Linked DNA regions of Homo sapiens: region 1 is linked to region 2. Evidence: read pairs that join two places in POLR2A ChIA-PET (ENCODE). Cell type or tissue: Caco-2. All regions are shown on one strand. Each heading gives the region's core, and the rest is flanking DNA. Links, peaks and the distances in the headings are about the cores only.

Region 1 (9,732 bases), core at 3,446-7,445, 280 kb after region 2:
GAGATGAGATCACGCCACTGCACTCCAGCCTGGGCAACAGAGGGAGACTGTCTCCAAAAAAAAAGTGACTAGACCATTGCCTCCTGGTTTTGCCATCTCTAGAATATCAGGGATAAAGGCCCAGTCCAACCTAGGTATCTAGAATCCTTTTAGGAGGGTTTTCTGAAAATTCCATCTTGTTTTCACTCAAGAGTTCAGAGATAGTCAAGTGACATATGCCTTAATCAATACACGACAGGAAACATCTGGAATCTCTCCCTTCTTTGCACTGAATCTTGCCAAAATAAAAAGTTAAACTTACTTTGATCAGTCAATCAAATCAACATGAGATTACATTAGTCTGGCAATTTTTTTCATTTTAAAAAACCCTCTAAATCTGTGTTTGTGAACACAGGAATTCATTCTTGCTCTGTTCTGTCTCTGAAACCTTGATGCTTTTGTTAAGGATGGTTTTGTGTCTGTTCTTCACTCTGCAAAATTTGCCTCTGGCCAAAATCAAGAATTAGCTGACTTAATTCCACCTAAAATCAGCTGATTTTCACAGCTTCTTTTATTTATTTATTTATTTATTTATTTATTTATTTATTTATTTATTTTTGAAACAGAGTCTCGCTCTGTCACCCAGGCTGGAGTGCAGTGGCACAATCTCACCTCACTGCAACCTCCACCTTTGGGGTTCAAGCGATCCTTCTGCCTCAGCCTCCTGAGTAGCTGGGATTACAGGTGCCCACCACCATGACCGGCTGATTTTTTACGTGTTTAGTAGAGATGGGGTTCCACCATGTTGCCCAGGCTGGTCTCAAACTCCTGACCTCAGGTGATCTGCCCACCTCAGCCTCCTAAAGTGCTAGGATTACAGGCATGAGTCACCACGCCCAGCCTGATTTTCACTGCTTCTGAGAAAATCTTCGGAAAGCAGAGGAGATTATTTTAAGAGCAATGGGATCTGGAGTTGCCAAAGAGCCTGCGATTCCCCCTGGTTAATCTATCTGTCTGGTAACAGAAAAGACTTAACCGTGGAAGGGAGACACCCTGACCTAAGCCAAGGTGGCCCTCTCAGTTTCTTTTGTAATAGCTGTACTGTCAACAGAGGCACGCAGCCCCAGGCCACTTTCTAAGACCCAAACCAGCCAGATATCTCTTTGACAACATCTATAGCTCTGCCTACACCACCCAATTCATGGAGAGAGAGTTTCTAAGTAATTTGCTACAAGAAGTAGATGTCTTCACTCCTGTGAGGCTGGCTGGAACGTAGGTGGGAGGCGGCCACTGGGACATCAGATCAAGTTTGGTTTCTCCCTGATCACGGGCCGTTAGCAAATTTGAAAGATTTCTTGGCCAGGCACGGTGGCTCACTCCTGTAATCCCAGCACTTTGGGAGACCAAGGCGGGCGGATCACGAGGTCAGGAGATCGAGACCATCCTGGCTAACACGTGAAACTCTGTCTCTACTAAAAATACAAAAAAAATTAGCCCAGCGTGGTGGCGGGCGCCTGTAATCCCAGCTACTTGGGAGGCTGAGGCAGCAGAATGGCGTGAACCAGGGAGGTGGAGCTTGCAGTGAGCCGAGATAGTGCCACTGCACTTCAGCCAGGGTGACAGACAGTGACTGTCTCAAAAAAAAAAAAAAAAAAGAAAAGAAAAGAAAGATTTCTTAAGCAATAATTCCTACTCAATATGGTTGGACAAATTTAAAACCTGAATTCTGAGTCACGTAGTATCTAGAGCCTCACAGAAAGAGAATGGAATACAAATTTCATAACTTGACACATTTGTGGGAGATACCTGGAGTTGGTAAGAACCTAAAGAAAGGGGCTGCTCATAGACTATGGAAATAAAAATTGGTATTGCCTTAAACAAAAGAGGCTCCACAATGTTCATCAAAATGTAAAAGCACACATAGTCTTTGCTCAGAAATTCTGTTTAGAGCAAGGGTCTGTGAACTGCAGAGATGGTAAAAGCACAGGGCCCGGGCCAGGCGCGGTGGCTCATGCCTGTAATCCCAGCACTTTGGGAGGCCCAGGCAGCTGATCACCTGAGGTTGGGAGTTCAAGACTAGCCTGACCAACATGGAGAAACCCCATCTTTACTAAAAATACAAAAAATTATCCGGGCGTGATGGCTCATGCCTGTAATCCCAGCTACTCAGGAGGCTGAGGCAGGAGAATGGCTTAAACCCGGGAGGCAGAAGTTGCGATGAGCCGAGATCACGCCATTGCACTCCAGCCTGGGCAACAAGAGCAAAACTCTGTCTCAAAAAAAAAAAAAAAAAAGTACAGGTCCTGCAGCCAGCTTCTGTACAGCCCAACAACTAAAAACGGTCTTTACATTTTTACATGATTTTTAAAAATTGAAGAATATTTTATACCCAAAATGCTAACACGAGCCAAGGCAGGAACGATAGAATTTGCTGCAATCACACTGAAGATGATAGAAACTCCCATTTTAGTGTCCATAAGTGAGGTTTGATTGGCACATGCACAGCCGTGCCTTATTTGTTTATGTATTTTCTGCAGAGTTGAGCCTTGGCAGCAGAGACCTTCTGACCTGCAAAGCCTGAAATATTTACACCCTGCTTCTTTCTAGAAAGGGTCGGTTGACCTCTGTTTTCTAGGAATGTATTCTAAGGAAACTATAGAAAAGCAATGCCCATCACTGAAGGACTGGTTAATGAATGATGAGGCCATTTAGAAGTATTCTGCAGAGCTATAGAGAAGGATGTCTATTGCTGGACAGAGATGACCATCATTGTTTTTACTTTTTTGGTTTTTACTTTTTTTGGTCCTTCTGCTAAAAAGTCACCTGCCACCTACACTGCTTGATGTTGCTGATTCTTGCAAGATGTGCTTTCTGTATTATTCAGAAATATTCAATGCTGATATCAAGAGCAATAAAAACAAATGGAATGAAAGAAATTCATAAGAAGTGTTAATTATAGATAGTGAGTGAGTTAGGGAGGCATGAGCATGCTGGATGCAGGCAGAATAGAGGGGCAAGTGTGCTAGGCATAGAGAATAGGGTGGGAGAGTGAGTGTTATTTGTAGATAAGAAGAAATGGGAGGCCCCAGCAAACCTGAAAGATTCAGAAGACACTGATCCCATCTCCTTGAAATTGATAGTTGTGCCTTTTGTAAATTCTGGCCCCAGATGTCGTCGGCCCAAGATTGACAGATGAAATCGGTGGCTGCTCGGCAGGTTCTCTGTGAGTTACAGCTGCGTGCAGATGTTCTCCCCCAACTCTATGCAGAGCCAGGTGTGCGTTGGCTCCAGGCACCTCCTGGGTGCTGAGTCCATTGCCCACCCTCAGCTCTGGTCCTTGTAACCACACTGTCAGCGAGGAAAGTGATGATGCAGGAAGAGAGAGAGAGAGAGAAAGGGAGGGAAGGAGGGAGGGAGGAGGGAAGGAAGGAAGGGAGGGAGAAAGAAAGAGAGAGAGAAAGAAAGAAAGAAAGAGAGAGAAAGAGAGAGAGAGAAAGAAAGGAAGAAGAAAGAAAGAAAGAAAGAAAGAAAGAAAGAAAGAAAGAAAGAAAGAAAGAAAGAAAGAAAGAAAGAAAGAAAGAAAGAAAGGGGCCAGGCACGGTGGCTCACGCCTGTAATCCCAGCACTTTGGGAGCCCGAGGTGGGTGGATCAGGAGTTCAAGACCAGCCTGACCAATACGGTGAAACCCCATCTCTACTACAAATACAAAAATTAGCCGGGCATGGTGGCACACACCTGTAATCCCAGCTACTCGGGAGGCTGAAGCAGGAGAATCACTTGAACCTTGGCAGCAGAGGTTGCAGTGAGCCAAGATCACGCCACTGCACGCAAGCCTGGGTGACAGAGTGAGACTCTGTCTAAAAAAAAAAAAAAAAAAAAGAAAGAAAGTAGGAAGGAAGGAAGAAAGAGAAAGAGAAAGAAAGACAGACAAAGAAAGAAAAAGAAAGAAAGAAAGAAAGAAAGAAAGAAAGAAAGAAAGAAAGAAAGAAAGAAGGAAAGAAAGAAAGGAAAGGAGGGAGAGAGAGAGGGAAGGAAGGAAGGAAAAAGAGAAGGAAAGGAAGGAAGGAAGGAAGGAAAGAAGGAGAACTGGATTCGTGTAGCTCTTCTATCAGCTTGTTCCCATCTTAAGTGTTAACCCACCCCAAATCACTCCCCTTGCTTCTTATGGTATGTTTTAGATTAATTCAATGAATTATGAAATGAGGGAGTTGTAAATTGGTCTGTGAGCCTTTCTGTCCTATGGCCTCTGGGGCAGCCTACCAGGCAGTGTTCTTGGGAGTCCCCATTACTGCGAGGTAATTCCCCACGGTGAAAGTCTAGGCGCCAGCACTCAGGAGCCCTGTGGGGGCTGCTCTCGGTTGCCCAGCCTATTCTCTATGGAGTGGCCTGGGAGAGAGGTATCTTACTCTGGGGTTGTCAAATATAAAAGCTTAAAGTTGTCCATTGGGCAAATCACGTGGCCAGCCCCAAGCCAAAGGCAGGGAAGGTCACTCTGTCCCCCACGAGGCCCTAGCAATGGTGTGGTTTCTTGGCACTCTACATTAAAGGGAAGCTTCTACGAAAAGGGTTCATAACCATGGCACCACTGACATCTGGTCCTGGAGAATTCTCCATGGTGGGGCCTGTCCTGGGCATTGTAGGACATTTGGCAGCATCTCTGGCCTCTACCCATTAGTTGCCAGTTACATCCTCACTCTTCCCACCTCATTGTGATGACCAAAAACATCTCCAGACATTCCCAAATGTTTCCTGGCAGGCAAAATTGCCTGTAGTTGAGAACCACAGACTTAGACCATTTATTTGCTCTATAGACTAAGGTGCAGTCACCTCATTTCAGCCCTCCTTGCCTGTATTTTCTTTCTAGGTCAGATGGCCCTGCCATGTGGTGCACACATGCTATTCTCCAGGTGCCTGCTTGGACCCAAGTGGGAGCCCAGCCAGGCAGTGCCCTGTTGCTCACACCTGTCATCCCTCCATGGAGGCAGATCAGACACTCAGCAAAATATTCACCTTGAAAAAGCAACAGTGATGACTGGCTTGGGTTTTCCCAGTTTTATTCATGTCTTAAATGTCTTGCCTTAGTGTTTCTGTTAAGTGAGTTGATTTGGGATTTGAGAAATAGAGTCAGATTTTGTGTGACTCCTGACCCCACCACTAACTCCTCACTGAATTTGGGCAAATGAATTCACTTAACTTGCAAATATGAAATGAGGCACAATGGCCTGCCCTCATAGTGTGATGGCACCGGGTCAGTGTGAAGGGCTGAGACCATGACCCGAGGGTGAGTGCCCACCACGGGTTAGCCAGGAGCCCCCAAGCCTCTGCAGGAGACAGGCCGCACCACCCTAGTCCTCACATCAGGATCTGATGGGAACACAAAGACCTGCCTACACCAAGATGGGGTTTCTCCATGTTTGCCAGGCTGGTCTTGAACTCCCGGCCTCAGGTGACCCACCTGCCTTGGCCTCCCAAAGTGCTGGGACTACAGGCGTAAGCCACCGCGCCCAGGCTGAAATACTTTAAACTATTCCCAGCAGTACCTCTGGTGTCTTAGGTATCTTCTTCTAGGGCAGAGGCCAGATTTGGTCCTTGGCTTTAGAATTCCAGAGCCCTGAGTACGAACCAGCCCCATCCCTCACTGGCTAGAGAACTGGAGTTTCTCTGAGCTTCACTGCTCCATAAAAACAGAGCAATAACAGCCATACCTTGCTTTATTTATTTATTTATTTATTTATTTATTTATTTATTTATTTGAAGAATCAGTAAAAGAATGCAATAAAAATGCCTGGCATAATACACGGCAAACTCCCCAAAATGCTCCTGAAGGTGCTTTTACAACTCACACACTTTTTAAAAGAAAATATAAGACTCCCGCATTCCAACGTCAGCAGTTACAACTGATAAACCAATATTTGCCTTAACCTCTAGCTTCCCTTTCCCTGCAAGGAAACATCGGAGCTTCTCAACTGGGCCAAACACACTATGGGCTGTGGTTTAAAAACAAGAAAAAACAAAGCTAAATCCCTAACCAAAAGGATCTGGGGGTGGGGGGTTGTTTTTTCCTGAGGGATTTTGCTAATGCCACTCAAAAAGGAAGCCCATGCAGGCAAGAAGACACAGTCACAGGGAGGGTGTTGTCACTGTGTTTAAATCGCTGAAGGACGTATTTATTCAGGCAGAAGGAGGGGAGAAAATGTAATGGTGGAGGAAAATATACTCATCCTCCTTCCTTTGATCTTCCCACATTATTGGCCCAGCTCATAAGAGAGAGCCTGAAGTGACAGGCTGAGAGGTTGCTGGGGTGGTTTTGTGGAGACAGTTTAGTAGAGTCATTAAGATGGGGCCAGACTGGCCAGTATTCAAGTCCTAGTTCTGTGGCTTCCTAGCTGTGTGACCTTGCACACGTGGTTAAGCCTCTCTGTGCTTTCATTTTTTTTTTTAATTTAGAGAAATAATTGATGCCCATCTTATAATAGGAATGCTGTGGTGATGAAGGGAGAGAATTCACAGACCATCTTAGCCTGATAGTTGGCACATAGACTGTGTTTTAAAAATATTAGCTATTGTCTGATACTTCTTCCTTTACATGACAAATTGGCTTCATGCATGAACACTGAACTTTTTCCTCGTGAAAACAGATGCTTAGTTTAAAAGGGGGGTGTGTGTAATAGCAGAGAGGGGTTAAAGGCTATGAACAGGCAATTCACCGGGGTGAAAATGCACAGTCGAAACACTCCATTAAAAAGATGTTGGCCAGGCATGATGACTGACACCTGTAATCCCAGCCCTTTGGGAGTCCGAGGTGGGAAGATCACTTGAGTCCAGGAGTTTGAGACCAGCGTGGACAACATGGCAAAATCCTGCCTCTACAAAAAGAAAAAAAAAATACACAAAAAAATTAGCCACGTGTGGTGGCTCGTGCCTGTGGTCCCAGCTACTTGGGAGGCTGAGGCAGGAGAATCACCTGAGCCCAGGAGGTTGAGGCTGCAGTGAGCCGTGATAGTGCCACTGCACTTCATCTGGGGTGACAGAGTGAGACCGTGTCTCAAAATAAAATAAAATAAAGTAAAAAATGTTCAGTCTCACTGGAGGTCTGCAAAATGCTCATCAAAGATTGTAGGGTGTCAGCCTTCCCCCCTCAGAGTTGCCAACATTTAAAAGCCTGGTAATATTCAGTGCTAGGGAAAGTACAAGGAAACAGGCACCCTCATACATTCTGAGTACAACTACTGGAAAAAGTAAGACAGTGATATTGATTATACTAGAACATGAACTTATTCTCACTTTTAGAGAGCTGGCCCTCAGCAATAAGAGTAATAAAAGTAGGGGCTGGGCACGGTGGCTCACACCTGTAAGCCCAGCACTTTGGGAGGCTGAGGTGGGCGGATCATGAGGTCAGGAATTTGAGACCAGCCTGGCCAGTATGGTGAAACCCCATCTCTACTCAAAATACAAAAATTAGCCGGGCATAATCCCAGCTACTCGGGAGGCTGAGGCAGGAGAATTGCTTGAACCCAGGAGGCGGAAGGTACAGTGAGCTGAGATCACGCCATTGCACTCCAGCTCTGGGCGACAGAGCAAGACTCCCTCTCCGGGGGGGAAATAAAAGAGTAATAAGAGTAGGAGCGAATGAGCATGAACAGAAGAGGACGTGCAATGCCTGGAAATATCCTGCACCCCAGCAATAGGTGACATGCATCTTTGCATGTCTGCAATCCAGCACGTCAGGCAGCTATCGAAAGGAATACTTAGAGCTGTAAGTATTAATAATAAGTGATATTGATTAAATGCTTGCCCTCCACCGAACACAGCAATGAAGCTCTCTCTATGCATGCTATTTGTGTCTACTGTAACCTACAATAGATTTGTTACCTAATTTTATAGGGGAGGAAAACGAGCGCACTACGGGGTAAAGGAGGTCACCCAAGATCTCAAGTTCACGAGTGGCAGCCTGGATTCAAGTCCCTGCCTGCCTCCAGAACCTGAGCTCTGAAACGCTGGACTAATCAGAACCTCTTGGCCCTGAAAAATGAGGCCTATTGAACAAAGACATTTGTGAGAAAAGGGACTATTACAACCTAGTGTAAAGTAACAAGCAAATAAAAAATGAAATGGCACAACTCCTCCCCACGCTCCGAACTCTCGACCCTCCTTCATGGTTCTGCATAGCCCTCACCCTGCAACACACACACCATTTGTATATTGCTCACTCTCTGTCTTCCTCCACTAGAATGCAAGCTTCCTAGAGCAGGCCTCTGCTGTTTTGTGCCTCTAGTCCACAAGGAGAGTGTACTGGTGCCCTGTGGACACGAGGTAAGTGTTAAATGAATGAGTAGATGCATCGCTTTACTTTCACCTTAACCCTGAAAGCGGTTAGCCACTAGCTGGGCCACAAGGATCGGGCTGGGGAGACTTGTAGCCTGTAGCTGGTGATTGATGTTGAGGACAAAGTCAACTGGCATCTGGGAAAGCCTGGGTTTGAGAGAAAAGAAGCCGCAACTGCCATATTGCTTCCCGTATAGTAACCACCAAGCACTTGCAATGAACTAGATGACGACTTGGTAAATCTGGAAGCTAAATTTCTTTTGGCGGCAGACTGAAAGGCTTGGCAGCTTCTAGCTGTGTAAATTAAAACAATAAGCTGTTTTCTTAAAAATAACATTTCTAAATATGCATACCCTTGAATTAACATCCAGCTCATGAGACCGTCAACAGAAGACAGGGACCCTGGCTGCATGCCCCGTGAGCGCCCCTGCTGCAGCGAGAGCCACTGCTGACCTTTCCAGAGTGTCCTAGGGAGAGCAGCAGCACCCAGCAAGGCTCTCTCTCCAGGGCCTTGACGCATGTGGGTTGGACATGGCCAGTTACTGCCACTGTAGCCAGGCACCGAGGACTGATGGCCAAAAAAAAAAAAAGAAAAGAAAAAAAGTTGGTTGCAGCTGTAGTTAATTTACTTTTGATTAGTCTAACCTTTCCCCCTATGAGGAAGTTGTTTAGCAGGAGGGGAAAATGCGGTCACAATATTGTTTTATGACTGTTTATCTTTAGAGTCCAAGCGATGCTGATTGCAAATATTTATGCACATTTTTAAAAATCTCAGCTAATGCTTGGAATGTGTTTTTTTTAAAAAAGAGTGAAATCAGATTTCGGGTGGATCTAGCCATTTTGGAGGATTTCAAAGTCATAACCCGGTTTCCCCTACCGGCCCACTGGGACTAATGGCATCAATGCAGCAATTAAGCGAACGGGATCGAAATACAGAATGTGACCGCTCTGTGTGGCTTTGGAAGGCTTGTGTCGGTTTTAAATGTACATTATTAATGGCCAGCCTAGAAATCTAAGTCCAGGCATATATTATATTAAAGAAAAGAACCTCTGAATGAGAAAACTTTGCATTTCTGCTAGAAATGCTGCTTTCCTCTGAGAGAAACCATCAGCCACGTGTCAAAAAAAAAAGCTCTAGATGCAATTTCCTCACCTCCCAAGTAGCCACTGTGGTCGAGGCTGCCACCCTGAGCTGAAAGAGCTCCATGCCTCTTCTAATTCTTTGCTTCTCTCCAGCGGTGCTTGTGCCTGCTGGTTTGGTGTCTGGTTATGTTCTTTAGCCTCTTAAGATAATGCGCGGATGTCAAGGAGCCTCATGTCATGGGGAGCTCTTTGGCTTCAGGGTTACATGGATTGGGGTTTGAATCCCAGTTTTGCCAGTTTTACTGTGGCTGTACAGAAAGCGATTTAACTTCTCAAATTCTGTG
Region 2 (9,732 bases), core at 3,361-7,360:
GAGATGGAGTCTCACTCTGTTGCTCAGGCTGGAGTGCAGTGGCATGATCTCCACTCACTGCAACCTCCAGTTCCTGGGTTCAAGCGATTCTCTTATCTCAGCCTCCCGAGTATCTGGGATTATAGTTGCCTGCCACCACGCCTGGCTAATTTTTGTATTTTTAGTAGAGATGGGTTTTCGCCATGTTGGCCAGGCCAGTCTCAAACTCTTGACTTCAGGTGATCCACCCACCTCAGCCTCCTGAAGTGTTAGGATTACAGGTGTGAGTCACTGTGCCTGGCCCCATGAACAGAATTGACTTTGCATGGTGGATTACCACATCACTTTTTACTGATATTATTTTATATAGCCTAAGAATTTAAAAAACAAATACATGTTACTTTCATAATTAAAAAAAGAATTCACGTAATGTTTATATAATGAATAAAGGTAGCCTGTGCAAAGATTCTGGGAGAGGAAAACAGCTGCACCCTGATGCAATTTTTTTTTTTTTTTTTTGAGATGGAGTCTTGCTCTGTTGCCCAGGCTGGACTACAGTGGCGCCATTTTGGCTCACTGCAACCTCCGCCTCCCAGGTTCAAGCGATTCTCCTGCCTCAGCCTCCCAAGTAGCTGGGATTACAGGTGTCCACCACCACACCTGGCTAATTTTTGTATTTTTAGTAGAGACGGGGTTTCACCATGTTAGCCAAGCTGGTCTCAAACTCCTGACCTCAGGTAATCCGTATGCCTTAGCCTCCCAAAGTGCTGGGATTACAGGTGTGAGCCATCGCCGGCCGCAATTGTTTTGTAAGTTTGGATTTGGTGCTGTGGTTTCTCACGTGAGGCAATTTTCCATAGGGTTTTTCAGCTTGATTTCCATCCGATCAATGTTGCAGTAGATTCAGGTAAACTTGCAGGAGTTCCTGTATTTCTTCCCTTTACTTTTCCAGCTGGGAGATAAAAGGAGAAAGGGAGGGGCCTTGTGAGGTGAAGGGTGTCCTTATACAGGTGTGACAGCCCCTGGCCCAGAGCCTCCTCCCATCCCTGCTCTTGTCCTCAGCCCACTTGGAGGGAACCGCCCCTTCCCCACAGCACCCACCGCACTCTGAGCCATGGGGGGCTTCATTCTCTCCTGTTTCTTTTCTTCTTAGGCCCAGGAATACTAATTTTCTGCAAGCAGAAGACACTATTCTACCGCTAATATCCATGAGTAGTCTTCTCCCACAAGACAGAAAAAAAATTCAGTGGTGGAAAGCACCAACCATTTAAGAAAATCTTCAAGAAGGCAGAATTTTCTCAACTCTTTCTTTTTAATTTATTGTTTTTTCTATTTGTTGATGCTAACTAATTCTAGCCAATGACAGAATGACTTAAGGTGTCACAATATCATTTAATTGTTTTACTTTTTAACATGTTTATTTGTTTTTTTTTTTTCAAGGTAGAGTCTCGCTCTGTCACCCAGGCTGGAGTGCAGTGGTGCAATCTCGGCTCACTGCAACCTCCGCCTCCTGGGTTCAAGTAATTCTTGTGCCTCAGCCTCCTGAGTTCCTGGGATTACAGGCAAGCACCACCACACCTGGCTGTATTTTTAGTAGAGATGGGGTTTCACCATGTTGGCCAGGCTGGTCTTGAACTCCTGAGCAAAAAGTAATCCTCCCACCTCCGCCTTCCAAAGTGCTGGGATTACAGGAGTGAGCCACCGTGCCTGGCCAATGTCTTTATTTTTGACAAAAGTACTGCAGGTAGGCCGGGCGTGGTGGCTCAAGCCTGTAATCCCAGCACTTTGGGAGGCTGAGGCGGGCGGATCACAAGGTCAGGAGATTGAGACCATCCTGGCTAACACGGTGAAACCCCATCTCTACTAAAAAATAAAAAAATACAAAAGATTAGCCCGGCATGCTAGTGCACACCTGTAATCCTAGCTACTCGGGAGGCTAAGGTGGAGAAATGCTTGAGCCCAGGAGGCGGAGGTTGCAGTGAGCTGAGATCGCGCCACTGCACTCCAGCCTGGGCGACAGAGTGAGACTCAGTCTCAAAAAAAAAAAAAGTACTGCAGGTAACATGCCTATTTCTACTTACAATATCTTTAAGGAGGCTAGACAATCACCCACTAAGAGGTTACCTCCGGGGCGGGAATGTGGGACTGAGACTGGGGGCAGAGGGTCATGGATGACAGGCAGGCTGACCTTTCACTTTGTCTCTTTTACTTTTTTAAATTAAATTTATTTTTTTTACATATTTTGAGATGGAGTCTCACTGTGTTGCCCAGGCTGGTCTCAAACTCCTGGGTTCAAGCAATCCTCCCACCTTGGCCTCCCAAAGTGCTGAGATGACACACGGGAGCCACCAGGCCGGGACTCACCGTGTATCATTTCATCCGCTTTGAAGGTTTTAATCGTGTGTGGTCAAAATGAAACCTGCTTTCAAACCTAGAGAAATCAGGTAGAGTTAAAACACTAAAAAATAACCATCAGTGCTATTACAAGAGAATCTACAGAAGAACAGAAAACATACCTGCATTATGTCATTTAATTCTCCCAGTAACCCTATGTTAGCCCATTTCACAGATGAGGCACTGGAGGCTTGGCCAGAGGTCAGCGAGTTGTCGAAGCTCATCCAGCTGGTATAGGGCAGAGTCAGCTTCAAGAGTAGACCTGGCTACTTCCAGGGGTCGTGTTTAAACAGTGAGCTCAATGCCAGCTATAAGCTATGATGCCTGCCATAAGCTATGGTGCCCTCGAATGGAAGAGCTTACATTCTTGAGCACTTGGCATGTGCCAGCCACTGTTATAGACATTTTTTTTTTTTCTGAGACAGAGTCGTGCTCTGTCACTCAGGCTGGAGTGCAGTGGCATGATCTTGGCTCACTGCAACCTGTGCCTTCTGGGTTCAAGCAATTCCCTGCCTCAGCCTCCCGAGTAGCTGGGATTACAGGTACCTGCCACCACACCTGGCTAATTTTTGTATTTTCAGTAGAGATGGGGGTTTCACCATCTTGGCCAGGCTGGTCTTGAACTCCTGACCTCGTGATCTGCCTGCCTCGGCCTCCCAAATGCTGGGATTACAGGTGTGAGCCACCGCGCCTGGCCGAATGAATCTTTTTAAGAAAAAAAAGTTTTTAAATTTATTTATTTTGTATTTATTAATTTTTTTAGTTGGAGTCTTTCTCTGTCACCCAGGCTGGGCGACAGAGCAAGACTCTGTCTCAAAAAACAAACAAACAAACAAAGAAACAAATGCAGCAAATGGCACCACGGAGAGGAGTGCGTTTCCCTCCCACACTTGCCCCCAGGCCACCCGCTTCCCTGGCTGGAGACAAACCTCATTATCAATTAGGTGTGTGCAAAGCTATTTTAGGCACATACACACAACTGCATGTATTTACTTTTTTAACCCAAATAGCGGCGTATGGTACACACCACCTGGCACCTCACTCTCTTCACTGGAGTTTTCACGTGGATGGCTCCTTTCCATTCAAATAGAGCTGACTTGTTTTGAAGGTGTCCTCGGCTGTGTGTCTGGAGGGTGACACACATATAACTCATCTTTTCCTTACAGGGTTTGTGATGTTTCTTGTCCCCTGCTGTTATAAAGGAGCTGCTGGGCTGGGCGCAGTGGCTCATGCCTGTAATCCCAACACTTTAGGAGGCTGAGATGGGTGGATAATTTGTGGTCAGGAGTTCAAGACCAGCCTGGCCAACATGGTGAAACCCCATCTGTGCTAAAAATACAAAAACTAGCCAGGCGTGGTGGCAGGCGCCTGTAATCCCAGCTACCTCGAGAGGCTGAGGCAGGAGAATTGCTTGAACCCAGGAGTGGGAGGTTGCAGCGAGCTGAGATTGCTCCACTGCACTCCAGCCTGGGAGACAGAGCGAGACTCTGTCTCATAAATAAATAAATAAATAAGCTGGTTGGGCATGGTGGCTCACACCTGTAATCCCAGCACTTTGGGAGGCAGAGGCAGGGAGATCACCTGAGGTCAGGAGTTCAACACCAGCCTGGCCAACATGGCAAAACCTTATCTCTATTAAAAAATACAGAAATTAGCCGGGTGTGGTGGCAGATGCCTGTAATCCCAACTACTCGGGAGGCTGAAGCAGGGGGAATTGCTTGAAACTGGCAGGCAGAGGTTGCAGTGAGCTGAGATTGCAACACTGCACTCCAGCATGGGTGACAGAGTGAAACTCCATCTCAATAAATAAATAAATAAATAAATAAATAAATAAATAAATAAATGGAGCTGCTTGCTCAGGTGGTTGGTTTCACAGAGTACCTTATGGATGGACCCCTAAAAGCCAAATTGCATTTCACTTTAGTGAATGAACCCCACTGTGTTGCCCTCATCCTGGGGCCCTGTTCACACCCTCGTGTGCATGAATGGGCCTGCTGGAAGTGCTGCTTTCTTTCTTTTTTTGAGACAGAGTCTGTTACCCAGACAAGAGTGGAGTGCAGTGGCTCAATCATAGCTCACTGCAGCCTCAACCACCCAGGCTCAAGTGATCCCCCCACCTCAGCCTCCCGAGTAGCTGGGACCACAGGCGTGCACCACCACGCCTAGCTAATTTTTTTATTTTTTATTTTTTTGTAGAGATGGGGTCTTGCTGTATTGCCCAGGCCGATCTTGACTTCCTGGGCTCAAGTGATCTGCCTAGCTCAGCCTCCCAAAGTGTTGGGATTATGGGCGTGCGCCACCGTGCCTGGTTGAGGTGCTGCTTTCCACGGGTGTTCAGGGAGTTCTCTCCAGGAGACAACACCTGGGCTGGTGGCTGAGCAGAGCCCTTGGTGCAGAGCTGGTGACAGAAGGGCTATCAAGGACAAGTTCAGGGAGCAGAAGGCCTGGAGGCTGGAGGAAGAGTAGACTGGGATGGGGCCGGAGGGAGTTGGAGTCTTCTGGGCCCTACAACGGGATTGAAATTCTACTCTTGATGTTGTAGGAAGCCATTGCAGAGTTACAAGCAGGGAGAGACATGACTGGCGTTCATATTCATTTATGTGTTATTTTTATTTCTGTGGAGATGGAGTCTCACTCTGTCACCTAGGCTGGAGTGCAGTGGTGCAATCTCGGCTCACTGCAACCTCTGTCTCCCGGGTTCAAGTGATTCTTGTGCCTCAGCCTCCCAAGTAGCTGGGATTACAGGCTCAGGTCACCATGCGCTGCTAATTTTTGTATTTTTAGTAGAGACGGGGTTTCGCCATGTTGGCCAGGCTGGTCTCAAACTCCTGATGTCAGGTGATCTGCCCACCTCGGTCTCCCAAAGTGCTAGGATTACAGGCGTGAGCCACCACGCCTGGCCATGGCTTTCATTTTAAAAAACCACTTTGCATGGAGAATGAACCACTGTGGGTAAGAGTGGAAGCCGGGAGCCTGGTAGGAAGCCACACAGGCGCTGAGGCAAGAGATGGTGGCTCATTGGCTGGTAGGAGCCATGATGGAGGGCCAGAAAGACCTGGGAAGTATTTTGAAGGCGGAGCTGACAGAACTTGCTGATGAGTTGGATGGGCTCAGGAGCAGGGTGAGGAATCAAGAGGGGATGATGTAAAACTCCCAGGATTGGGCCTCAGCAAAGTTTACCAAGTCAGAAAAGGCTCAATAAACCAGCTGTGTGCAAGTAAGACCATGCAGGGAGGCCTAGGGAAGGAAATTTCCATGGGAGATGCTCTTGGTGTCATTTAGATGGGTCCCAAGTTGTTCAGGCAGGGCCCTGTGGCTGGTGCTTCCCTGGAGCTGGCCTGTCTTGGAGCTCCAAAGCCTACGATGGATGGGTTTTATGGTGGCTCTGAAGACTGGGACCTCCACTTGCCCCTGACACACCAGGACAGGGGATGGGGGAAGCTGCATTCTGGGTGGGGCTGGCATTGTCTAGCTCACAATAAAAATTCCTCAAGTTAAAGTAATCAGAGGAGGTAGGACAGGGCTGTGCCCAAGGGTGAGGCTCATTAGAGCTTTATTGACTGTCAACATTGACAGGAACCTTGGAGGTCATTAGCCAAGCAGTTGATTTGGGGAAAAAAAAGTTTAAATGGCAAATTATGCCATTTAAATAATTATTTAAAAGGATTAACATAACAACAGATTTTATTTTGTTTTTTTTTTGAGACAGAGTCTCACTCTGTTGCCCAGGCTGGAGTGTAGTGGCACAGTCTTGGCTCACTGCAACCTCCACCTCCTGGGTTCAAATGATTCCCCTGCGTCAGCCTCTCGAGTAGCTGGGATTACAGGCATGCACCACCATGCCCAGCTAATTTTTATATTTTTAGTAGAGACGGGGTTTCACCATGTTGGTCAGGCTGGTCTCGAACTCCTGACCTCAGGTGATCCGCCCGCCTCAGCTTCCCAAAGTGCTAGGATTATAGGCGTGAACCACTTGCTCCCAGCCCAGATATTGTTTATTAAGCACTTAGTATGCACCAGGGTCCAGGCCAAATGTTTTACATCCATTATTACTTTTTTTTTTTTTGAGACCGAGTCTCACTCTGTCGCCCAGGCTGGAGTGCTGTGGCATGATCTCAGCTCACTATGACCTTTGCCTCTTGGGTTCAAGTGATTCTCCTGCCTCAGCCTCCCAAGTAGCTGGGATTACAAGTGCCTGCTACCATGTCTGGCTAATTTTTGTATTTTTAGTAGAGACGGGGTTTCATTGTGTTGGCCAGACTGGTCTCGAACTCCTGACCTCAAATTATCCGCCTGCCTCAGGCTCCCAAAGTGTTGGGATTACAGGCACGAGCCACCGTGCCCGACCATTATTACATTTTAATCCTCCAAATAGGCCTCCAGGGAAGTACTGTCATCATCTGTCTAGTAACTGCAGTTCAGGAGCCCCATGGTTCCCTAGCTGCGATGGGGTCCCAACGGCCGCCCTCTGACTCCTGGAAATGGAATTGGAGCCTCCAGGGAGAGTTTACAAAAATGAGACCCAACCAGAGGGAGTCACTTTGTGACCAAGATACTAAAGACAAATTAAGAATCTTGGGTATGCTGGGCGTGGTGGCTCACGCCTATAATCCCAGCACTTTGGGAGGCCGAGGTGGGTGGATCACGAGGTCAGGAGATTGACGCCATCCTGGCCAACATGGTGAAACCCCTTCTTTACTAAAAATACAAAAATTAGCTGGGCGTGGTGGTGCTTGCCTGTAATCCCAGCTCCTTGGGAGGCTGAGGCAGGAGAATCACTTGAACCCAGGAGGCGGAGGTTGCAGTGAGCTGAGATTATGCCGCTGCACTTTAGCCTGGTGTTAGAGCGAGACTCTGTCTCAAAAAAAAAAAAGGAAAGAATCTTAGACATGTCACTGACAGCCCAAGAGGGGCCTTAGTTGAACAGAACTAAGGCTTTTGTTCATCCCACACAGCATGTTGGCCCCCAGAGACACTGACCCCAGAAGCCCTTCCAGCAGCCCCACACAAGGGCTGGGTCTCCAGCTCTTGCCAAGTTAGATTAATATATTCTTAATTTTATCATTCTAAATCCTTTAAAAATTTTTCTTAATTTAATTTTTTTTTTTTTTTTTGAGACAGAGTCTCCCTCTGTTGCCTAGGCTGGAGTGCAGTGGCGTGAACTCAGCTCACTGCAACCTCTACCTCCAGGGCTCAGGTGATCCTCCCACCTTAGCCTCCCAAGTAGCTGGGACTACAGGTGTGCAATACCATGCCTGGCTAATTTTTTTGTAGAGATGGGCTTTCATCATGTTGCCCTGGGTGGTCTCAAACTCCTGGGCTCAAGCAATCCACCCACCTCGGCCTCCCAAAGTGCTGGGATTACAGGCATGAGCCACAGCACTTGGCCAGTATTCTGTTTTTGTTTTTGTTTGGAGGCAGAGTCTCACTCTGTCACCCAGGCTTGTGTGCAGTGGTGCGATCTCGGCTCACTGCAACCTCTGCCTCCTGGGTTCAAGTGATGCTCCTGCCTCAGCCTCCCGAATAACTGGGACTACAGGCATGCATCACCACATCCGGCTACTTTTTTTGTATTTTTTTGTAGAGATGGGGTTTCACCATGTTGGTCAGGCTGGTCTCGAACTCCTGACCTCAAATGATCCACCTGCCTCAGCCTCCTAAAGTGCTGGGAATACAGACGTGAGCCACTGCGCCTGGCCTCTGGCTAGTATTCTGCATTCTTGACAGTCTGATAGATGGAAAAATATCCCTATGGCAATGAATACACTTTAAAAACATACGGAATGTCGGTGGGCCACTCTTGCCCTCTCCCCAACTATCTTTAGTGGTGGGCTTCAGGCTCCGGGCACCCTCTATTTTGTTTCCTAGCATGAGTACATTCATGTAGTCATTGAACACCTCTTTAAACTCTGTGTTCGCTTCAGCAGCACATATACTAACATTGGAACAATAGAGATCAGTATGTTCCCTGTGCAAGGACGACATGCAAATTCATGAAGCGTTCCGTGTATTTTTAAAATTTAATATATTAAAAAAATTTAAAACTCAATAGAGTGTCTGTTGTGTGCCAGACACTGTTCTGGGTGCTGAGGACACAGCAGAAAGAGATTGGCCCTCAGGCGGTTCATCCTGGTGAGGACCCAGACAGCTCACACAACGGACGTGTAAAATGCACTGAGTGTTCCCAGGGTGAGAAGTGCTTTGGAGAAAAAATTAAAAGGGGCAGGAATGTGCATTTCTGGGGCTTCGGAAAGTTTCATGGAGGGGAGGGGAGGGGAGGGAGCAAGTGTAGAAGAAACAGAAGTCTAGGAAAAGGGTACAAAGTGCAAAGGCCTGGAGATGGGGACCGTGCCCAACAGATTGGAGGAACAGCTGGGATAGCTGAGGCTGCAAAGCAGGGACTAGGAGGGCTGTGGGACCTCATGGCCCCTGGGAAGAAGTCTGCCTTTTGCTCCAGATGAGGTGGGGACCTTTGAAGGTTGGGACAACAGGGATGAGACCTGACATTTTCACCAGGATCACTTTGGCTACTGTCTTGTACATTGACTGTAGGGGGTCAAGGTCAGAAACTCAAGACAGTTGGAGGCTAGAGAAATCATCAAACAAAAGATGGTGGTGAGTTGGTGTGCTGGGTTCAATAGTTTTTCTCCCAAATTTATGTCCACCTGGTATCTCAGAATGTGACCTTGTTTGGTCTTAGAGTCTTTGCAGATGTAGCTAAAGATCTCAAGATGAAATTATCCTGGACTTAGGACCCACCCTAAATGACTGATATCCTCATAAAAAGGGGAAGCCACAGAAAGATACACAGAGAGAGGGGATGTGAAGACAGAGCCAGAGATGGCAGTGATGCCCAGGAACTGGTGTTCCTGGCAGAAGCACCAGAAGCTGGAAGAAGCCAGGAAGGGCCCTCCCCCAGAGCCTTCAGAGGGAAAGCAGCCCCGCCCATACCTTTATTTCAGACCTCTAGCCTCCAGAACCCTGAGTGAAAAAGATTCTGTTGTTTTAAGCCATCAATTTTGGACAATTTGTTACAGCAGCCCCAGGAAATGAATACACTTGTGCCAACACAAGAGTAGAGGAGAAGGTGAAAATTGGTCCGTCAGAGTTGGGATATATTTTGTAGGTAAAGCCAAGAGGATTTGCTGAAAAATAGGAACAAGAGAACAAGAAGAGTCCAGGCTGGCTCCAGGGTTTTTGCTCTGGGCATCTGGCAGGCTGACTGGGTATCAGAAGGGCTGTTTGGGACTGGGCATGGTGGCTCACGCCTATAATCCCAGGACTTTGGGAAGCTGAGGCTAGAGTTTGAGCTCAGGAGTTCGAGACCAGCCTAGGCAACATAGGCTCTACAAATAATAC

What was found. ChIA-PET counts read pairs that join two places held together with the same protein. Peaks named below come from ENCODE experiments on the same cell type or tissue, not always from the same donor. Only the 100,000 strongest peaks of a DNase experiment are listed, where the experiment ranks them.
Region 1: POLR2A ChIA-PET joins it to region 2 with 6 read pairs; 2 of 35 experiments call an interaction of 5 or more read pairs at or near these places.

Annotation. Positions count from the first base shown.
Region 1 is chr20:56,935,777-56,945,508 of GRCh38, forward strand. No RefSeq gene overlaps it. Among named protein-coding and RNA genes, the nearest start is that of BMP7-AS1, 270 kb to the right of the region's middle. In Caco-2, for the core only: no CTCF peak of the experiment used is centred there; no DNase peak of the experiment used is centred there.
Region 2 is chr20:56,659,146-56,668,877 of GRCh38, forward strand. It overlaps the pseudogene RNU6-1146P. Among named protein-coding and RNA genes, the nearest start is that of TFAP2C, 35 kb to the left of the region's middle. In Caco-2, for the core only: no CTCF peak of the experiment used is centred there; DNase peaks (open chromatin) are centred at 5,826 and 6,921.